2 separate regions of the Homo sapiens genome follow, and region 1 is linked to region 2. A link is a contact called in ENCODE Hi-C data. All regions are on one chromosome and are shown on one strand. Each heading gives the region's core, a stretch centred on a gene start or an enhancer-like site at or near the end of the contact. The rest is flanking DNA. Distances are from core to core; before and after follow the strand shown.

The links. Hi-C counts contacts between places; a loop is a spot of excess contacts on that map. Pooled maps may share reads with other maps.
Region 1: a map of PC-9 shows a loop between it and region 2 (16-fold over the local background). The contact joins two enhancer-like sites. A Hi-C loop is called at or near these places in 8 of 168 maps with a recorded cell type or tissue (Calu3, MCF 10A, PC-3 and 5 more) and 5 of 50 pooled maps.

What each region holds. Positions count from the first base shown.
Region 1 is chrX:13,397,144-13,401,347 of GRCh38, forward strand. The region is part of intron 1 of LOC124905248 (a long non-coding RNA gene); the gene reads right to left. Among named protein-coding and RNA genes, the nearest start is that of LINC01203, 64 kb to the left of the region's middle. Within about 2 kb of position 1,353, at least 7 of the 41 ENCODE cell types and tissues checked have a DNase peak (open chromatin) inside an H3K27ac peak, as active enhancers do; they include PC-3 and PC-9, where a contact is called at or near this core.
Region 2 is chrX:13,222,646-13,226,866 of GRCh38, forward strand. No RefSeq gene overlaps it. Among named protein-coding and RNA genes, the nearest start is that of LINC02154, 79 kb to the right of the region's middle. Within about 2 kb of position 1,631, at least 2 of the 41 ENCODE cell types and tissues checked have a DNase peak (open chromatin) inside an H3K27ac peak, as active enhancers do; they include PC-3 and PC-9, where a contact is called at or near this core.

The DNA.
Region 1 (4,204 bases), core at 103-2,602, 170 kb after region 2:
CTAGTGCACAATTTGTTTCCCATTTCAGTCCACTTCTTTCAGCAAATAGATTTGCTTTCAGAAGAGCAGCCTTAAGGAACAGCTAGCATAATATATGGTCCATCAACTAGAGAGTGTATTTCTCAACAGCCCACTCATATTTCATAAATCACAGAGCAATTATTACAACTGATTTACTCAGAAAATTTCATTTTATTTTCAATTTAATTATTTTGATTGATAAAAGTAAGATGGTTAATGGCTCCTTTTCTTGGAACTCTTAAAACACAAGTATATAATATCTAGCTTTCTAAACTAGTGAAATTCATGGTACATTGCATTTGTGTTGTGAAAATCATCATTTTTGAAGCTAAATTAGCCTCTCTACCCACTGAGAGAAGGTGCTCAACTTGAAGAGCCTGTGGCAGAAATCTCAGCTAAAATAAATTTAGCCCCTCACTCTCTTTCCCAGTGAATCTGATATCTCTATCCAATACAACGTCTGCAATTTAAAACATGTACACAAAGATAATTGGAATTTTCAAAGAAGCAAGTAACTTATCAATGACTGGAGATGCCTGTTTAAATGTTCTCTCACCTTTATATCTTGCAGGAAGCTCTTGTTTGACCTTCTGAAAAAAATCTTGAAGTATCTATGAGAACAGCTATTATATGAAGCAGAGATTATAATAGATATGGAGTTTAAGTTGCAGAAAAAGAAGACTGAATTATTAAATGGGACATCAGAAAATAAAAGTCTTTCCTTTTATCTAGTTTGGAGGACCTAAAAAAATCAATAGGCAGAAATTTACATAATCCTTATTAGATTCCACGAGCTACAAATGTACTATTAGTACAGATTGATATGAAAGAAAGATTAGTTATGCTTATGGATAGGTAAGAAGAGACACTCTTGCAAAATGGTAGATTGAAACACCCACTGAATCTTCCTGGAAGTGTGTTGAAATCAGTTAAAGGGTTAATGACACAAATATGAGGATGATTTTGTAAGGGTATGATGAAGGGGGCAAACAGCCTAATCAAAAGAAAAAAGAAATAGCACATCATGCAAGGTTATCGACACTGTTCTCAGTAACCTCTTGCATCCCTGCTGGAAAGAAACTAGTAGGGTTAAGTCAAGAATTTCCTATTGTGAAAGGAAGAAGTGACCATTGATTTGTGCCTTGTCACTCAGGTTAACTGCCAAAGAACTTTGCTCATCCAGGGGTGCATAAATGAATGCCATGTGCTACCAAAAAAAAAAGTAATAAAGGATTAAATAAGGCCATGGAAAAATGAAGCAAACTGTCACCTGGCAGTGTCTCAAGCCTGCAAACTTGATATCCCCAACTGCATTCCAAAAGTAGGGTTCAGAGACCACAAGTGCTACAGGCATGGATGAGTTAATATTTATATCTAGGAAGAAAGGATTAGCATATGCCTTCCAAAGAATGTTTCAGCAAATGCATGCAGCTGCCTGGGCATTCGCAGTTGATTGAAATGACTCAGGGGTCAGGTTTTGGTGGCCAGGCCTGCTCCACCTTTACTGGAATGCATGAGTCATGTGTTAGTCGGCTGGGTGAGAAGACTACACTGGCTTTGCGCATTCTTATATTTCTCACAATCCAGACAAAGCAACCACATGACCAGATTCCAACAAGACTAACAGTCAGATAAGGAGGGAAAGTCATTGAAATAAACGAGAGAAGAGAAAACCTAAATGTGTTTTAAACTTCTAAAGCGAGAACTGAACAATAAACAGTTTTCTACAACAGGGCTTCTATAAGACCAGTAACTTCTATGCTCCCCAAAAAGTATTTATGAAACTATTTGAGTGGTTTTACATCTTGATTATTCTTCCACTTAAATATTGTCTTTAAATGACCTGCCTGGGTGCATGTCCAGAATGGAAATAGCAAAAGTTAGATGTCTTACAGTCCAAGCTCTACAAGTCCTAGCTATGTGACCATGTTGGTTATGATTAGACCAACTGCATTTGGTCTAATCCTAACCTCTGGGTGTTTTAATAAACTCTGATAGCCTCCAGGGATTATTAAAAAGTCCAGAGGTGAGGCCAGGCATGGTGGCTCACACCTGTAATCCCAGGACTTTGGAAGGCTGAGGCAGGCGGATCACTTGAGGTCAAGAGTTCGAGACCAGCCTGGCCAACATGGTGAAACCCCGCCTCTACTAAAAATACAAAAAAAAATTATCCTGGCATGGTGGCACACACCTGTAATCCCAGCTACTCGGGAGGCTGAGGCAGGAGAATTGCTTGAACCTTGGAGGCAGAGGTTGCAGTGAGCCAAGATCATGCCACTGCACTGTAGCCTCCTGGGTGACAGAGTGAGACTCAGTCTCCAAAAAAAAAAAAAAAAAGGGCCAGAGGTGGTCAGTCCAGGCCGATGTAGTACCTTAACAAAGTCACTGGGCAGTCAGAGTCCTTCTATCTGCTTCACCATTCTCATACATACATGGTTTGCATCCTCAGTGTCACAATATGGCTACTCTGGCTGCAGCCATCACATCTACATTCCAGGGAACAGGAAGGTAAAAGGGGTAAGGCAAGAAGAGGCACGTCCTATTCCTTTCTAAGGAGTCTTTCCGGAAGTGACACCCAATAGCTTTCATATTGGACAGAATTCAGTTATAATGCCATGCTTAGCTGGGAAATATACTCTTTTAGTTAGGCTGCCACCCTGAAAAATATCAGGACTCATTGACTAAAGATGTAAGGAAAAGTGAATATTAGGTAGGCAACAAGCAGTCTCAGCCAGAGTGACATTAAAGTCACCACCATCTTTGAGTCCATTGTCTGTTCATTTATAAAATGGATGTAAAATTTATAAAATGGATAGGCAATGCCTACTTGACATGATTGGTGAGGTGAAAAACACTATACAAATATTAGCTGATAACAGCCCCCAAAACCTAGCTTAGAATAATAGGTATCCAAGTGTACATTCAGTATTACCCCACTTTCTGGAAAAATCAAGTCCCTAGTCAGATAAGAGTTCAGAGACTCAGTTTTGCTTCACTACCTCATCCTAGTCCTACTACCTGGACATCTTCTCTTTTCCTTTCTTACAAATAACTTGAAGAAATAGCTCTCTTTCTTCATTCTGTCTTCCTAGTTCTCTAGTGTCTCCATGACTGGGCCCAGACTTGCTCTTCCCACTCTATATTGCCATCAACCTTTAAAACTTGAGGATCTCTCGTTTTTTATACAAATCCTTTCAGTGTTTTTTAAAAACTCACAAGTCTTCATAGGATCATTACTTTCTCATCTCACCTGTATCTTTTGCATTTCCTGGGAAACTGGACACAAGAACTTAATAGACATGTGCAATGTAATGTGTATTACTATGTAGGGGCAATTGCATTGGTCCCTACTTAGAAATGTGGTAATGACAACTAGTGTGCTTTATTCACCACCATTATTTCCACCTGGTGTTTATTTATTTATTTAGTTTAGAGACGAGGTCTCACTATGTTGGCCAGGTTGGTCTTGAACTCCTGGCCTCAAGCAGCCCTCCTGCCTCAGCCTCCCAAAGTGCTGGGATTACAGGTGTGAGCCACCAAGCCTGGCCACCCACCTGGTGTTCTAATAAGTTTCAATCTGCATATTTTAAAAGACATTTCGCATTTAAATTCTTTAATACTCTGTAAGATACACTCTTCAGGTCTCTCATGTAGTGCTAAGAATAAGTTAACATTTTACAGATGTGAAAATTTTAGTTTCAGTGATTAAGTGAATTGTTTCTGAATTTAAGTAGCTCATCCAAGACCTTCCACGCTATAAGCAGTAGTGCTAAGATCTATATCCACCATCCGTTTCCAAGCTCAGGCACTTTTTCACCAGAATAAAAATGCCCAATTTCTACTTAAGTCAATGCAAACCACACTGCTCTATTTTATGGTGCATTGAGAAAATTTAAGGTTTAAAACTTAGAAGTCTAAAATATGCTTCTATCATGATAAACTATACTATTAGCACTCATGATTTCAAACACTAAAATAAAAGGTGGTGGTGAGATAAAAATCCATGCTAGTCATTTATTTATAAAGCTTTATCCTACAGTAGTCTGTTCGACAGACAGGTCAATCAATCTTGACTATAATGAAGAATCTTGCTTGTCTTAAGAATAGGTATGTAGCCCAGACCAGGTTTTCCTAAAAAATTATCTTCCTGTAGGTAGCTTTATAAGAATAGAGACATTTTAAA
Region 2 (4,221 bases), core at 381-2,880:
TTTCTCTGACATAACCACTTTGTAAGGTATGCCAGGGTCAATCACTGTTTTCTTCTTAAAATCTTTACTTCTGTAGCTTTTGTGACTCCAGCTTGTCACCTCTCTGGGCAGTAGTCTTTTACCTGCAGGTTAATTCACATCAGGGACACAAGAAATCAGATTCTCCCTGGGATAGGGGCACATGTCCTCTGATGATTCCTAGGGGCACTGCAAGCCGAACTTATTAAAAATTGAATTTACTTCTTCACCCTTTACCCCCAAACCGTCACTGGCTTCCTCATGCTGGTTAACTGCGTCAAAAGCCATCTCATTTTTAAGCTGTCCATCTTTTTATCATTCTTGATTCTTTATCCATGTCCCTCCCCACTCCTCTCTCAACTATAATCAGTCCCTAAAATATTGACTTTGTGTTTGTTTGTTTTCTCAAAGCATCCTCTTTCCTTCTCTCATAAAGTTGTCTTGGTCCAGGACCTCCAGATTCTTGACTTTACTTCAAGAACTTTCTAAGGCATCTCTCAGCCTCCAGCCTCTTCCCACTTCCAACTTACTTTTCACCCTACTGCATGATAATTCTTCTAAAATGCAGATCGGTAGCTTTCCTTTGCCTTCAGTGTGAAGTCCAAACCTTTTGGCATGGCATGCAAAACACTGCCTTTCTCTCCTCTTCCATGATCTCCCAACCTCCACCATGCATACTTTGCTAAACTTGAGCTACTTAGTGTTTCTTGCAATGGCCAGAGCATTCTCTTCTCTTCTCTCCTTTCTTCTCTCCTCTCCTTTCCTTCTCTTCTTCTCTTTCTCTCTCTCAACTTTTTATATCATAATCCTTAAGAATGCCCATTTCTCTTTCTTTGCCCTCTGGGATAATTTCTGCCCTTTCTCCAAGGCTCACTTCTAGAGTTCCCTCCACTGGGAAAGTCCTCTATCCTACTGCCTCTACTTACTCCGTGCTATTGAGTGTTCTTCCTTGGTGTTTCTATCACACCTTATAAGTAACCTCAATAACAGTTCCTTTCAGGTTTAGTAATAATTATTAATTTCTCCACTAGATTGTGAGATTCTTTAGAGTAGAAACTTTTTACATTATGTCTGCATTCATAGTAAATAAGTCTTAGCACATAGAAAACAGTAAAAATAAAAGTGTGGCATTGAGATAAATTGAATTGAGTTAATTAAAAACAGTATTCCTTCCAGCTCTCAATTCTGGAGGGTTACGTCAGTTTTCAGTTCATCAGAAATGGTCACTTCTTTGTTTAAATGGAAATTTAACAAAATAGTGTCTAGTTGATGTTGACCTGAATCAGAATATGAAAAGTGTTTTTTTTGTTTTTTGTTTTTTTTTTTTTTTACAGGTATTTTGGCTTGTGGTTGTAATTTGGCACCAAAATTGGTTTCAGTATGTTTAATGACATCCGAGTATGGAAACCACACTGTCATCTGGCATGGGACAATTGGGGCTAAGGTAGAAGCAGTTATACAAATGAGACCCTGATTTGTTCTCTTCTTCTCTCATCTTTCTTACTTCCATTGTCATAGGAGTTCTTTGTTCCTACCAGATTGAAATAGGAATGCTACTTTTTTTTTTTTTTTTTTCAAGTGGATGGTGTTAATATAGCTCTGGGGAAAAAACAGTGTCACAAAAAGCACTGGAAATGATCTCACCAACCAACCATCCATATGACCTGTATTCTGGGCTATGTTCCAGTAATGGAAATAAGTTTGCTTTGTTCCGGATGCATTTCCTCACCCAGGATCCTTTGTCAGCTCTCCTTCCCCATACATCCCACAGTGGTTATTACAGACTTATTGTTCTGGTGCTACTGCACCTCCAGAGTCACCCAGTGGCCAAGGGCACTGGCTTCAGGGGAAGTATAAACTCAGGTTTGCACCCAGTTGCTGCTCTACTCTCTAGTTGTTGATGAATGACTGAACCTCGGTCGTCAGTTTTCTCATTTATGAGATGTGGATAATAACACCAACTCCATCGGGCTAGGTGAAGCCAATCCTATAAAGTTCTTCATCCAGCCAGTACCCTGCACATAGTAATTCTGTACCATCCATTTCCATTTTATATATAAAAGTCATATAGTTTCAATCAGATCGTTAGCTCCCCAAATCCACTTACGAACTGTTACTTTCAGGAAGTTATTTCTACAGCTGAATATTTCATTTATAAACTGACTTCATCCTGAGGGATTATTCTTGTCATCTGCCACCTAGAACCCCCTTCTTAGTCTCCTAAGGCAGCTGTAACAAAGTACCACAGACTAGGTGGCTTAGGACAACACAAATTTATTCTCTCACAGTTCTCGAGGATAGACATCTGAAGTCAAGGTGTCCTCAGAGCCATGCTCCCTCTAATACTCTGGGTAGAATCCTTTTGTGCCTCTACATAGCGTCTAGTGGTGGCCATCAATTGTTGGCATTTATTGGTTCACAGCCCTATCACTCCAGTCTCTACCTCTGCCTTCACATGACCACCTCCTCCCCATGTGTCCCTGTCTTCACATGGCATTTTCTTCTTTTTGTGGGGGACACCAGTCATATCAGGTTAGGGCTTACTCTAATGACTTCATCTTAACTCGATTACATCTATAGAGACACTATTTCCAAATAAAGTCGCATTCACAGGTTATAACTTCAGTGCTTTTAGATTATCTTTTTGAAGACACAATTCAACCCATAAAACCATTTAATGAAGAACTTGCTATCCCCAGCTATAGGAAGGGGTAATGGGAGATGAGCTTCAGGGACTATTCATCTGTAGAGTCCAGCCCTCTCACCCAAGGTCAAGTTCCTTCTTGAGGTGACCCACATTCAATGACAGATTAATGCAGGGATATAGAGGCCTGGCCATCTCTCCAACCTAGCGTAACTTTGAAGGGCCCTTCCAACTCCAAAGCCCTGTGGTGTCAGTGGAGGCTATTATTGTGCTTGGGTTGCAGGTTGACTTCTCTCTCTGCCTAGTCCTGCTTCTGTCCCTAAACATTCACAGGTATTGATCCCAACAAATGCCCTTGTAATAATCTCTAGCTCAAAGTCTACTTCCTGGAGAGGCAACCTGTGACAGTACTTGAAAGGAGAGAGTGCCTCCTGAAACATTTTATTCACCAGGGTTGCTACTTCCTGGGCACATAGTAAACAATCAATAAATCCTAACTGGACTTATTGGGTCACATTTCTCTGAGTAATTGGGCAGAATTGAGTACGGAATTTATTTGATAGTTGCCTGAGACATGAATGAATCCCCATGTAGATTGAATCCATGATGCATCACACATTCAAATGGACCACCCTTCATTTAGCCCAAGCTCCTTGTTGTCACAACCACCAACAAGACATTCTCTGTAGTCTTATGTGGCATGACAGTCAGATGCTCTCCGTACCTGATAATAAGATAATCACTCAGCATGAATTCAATATAACTGACCATAGAAATAACCAACCTAAAGCAATGGTTTGGAAATTGATGACTAAGAAGTTGAGAAACATACGTATTTCAATTCAGGGACCAGGTGCGGGGTCAGGAAAACATGGGGGCCCAAACACATTGAAAGTTACTTGCTCTGGGCAGGTATTTTTATAACAGAACTTAGCAAAAGGGAGCCTAAAGGGGGAGAAAGTCATTATGTCTTTAACACTAACCAGTAGGGGCAGGTATCTTTGGGCCCTTGGCAAACTCATCCCTATAGAGAAAGTGGAAACATCAATGGCACTGGTTATTAGTTCCAGATGACTCTCCTTGCTTTTCCTTCTTGCACTTCCAGGGAGTACATTGTGGTAACAGCTGACATGAGGACTGTGATCTACTTGGCAGGAGTAGTTCTCAGTGTTAAATGAAAAAGTTGAGATTCTGCTGTATGAACCAGTCTACTGTATGTTTGGTTAGCTTGGATCATCCTGAGAAAGTACTCAATTATGGGTGCCCTATCCTAGTTAGACAGTACTTTGGAACATGGCTAGGTATATATAATCACTTGATCTAGAAGCCAGCTTCTCTCTTCAGCTGACATCTCTGCCTCCTCACTTTCTGTAACTGTATTTTGTTTTTATGGTCTACTGAAAATGAGCCAGAAAACCCAGGTGAACTGATCTTAACTACATTAATAAATATTTATATGTATCATTTATTCATTGAACAAATATTTGTTGAGAGTCTACTATGTGCCAGGAATTGTCATGTCCAAGGGGGTTGATATGGGTTGAATTGTGTCACCCCAA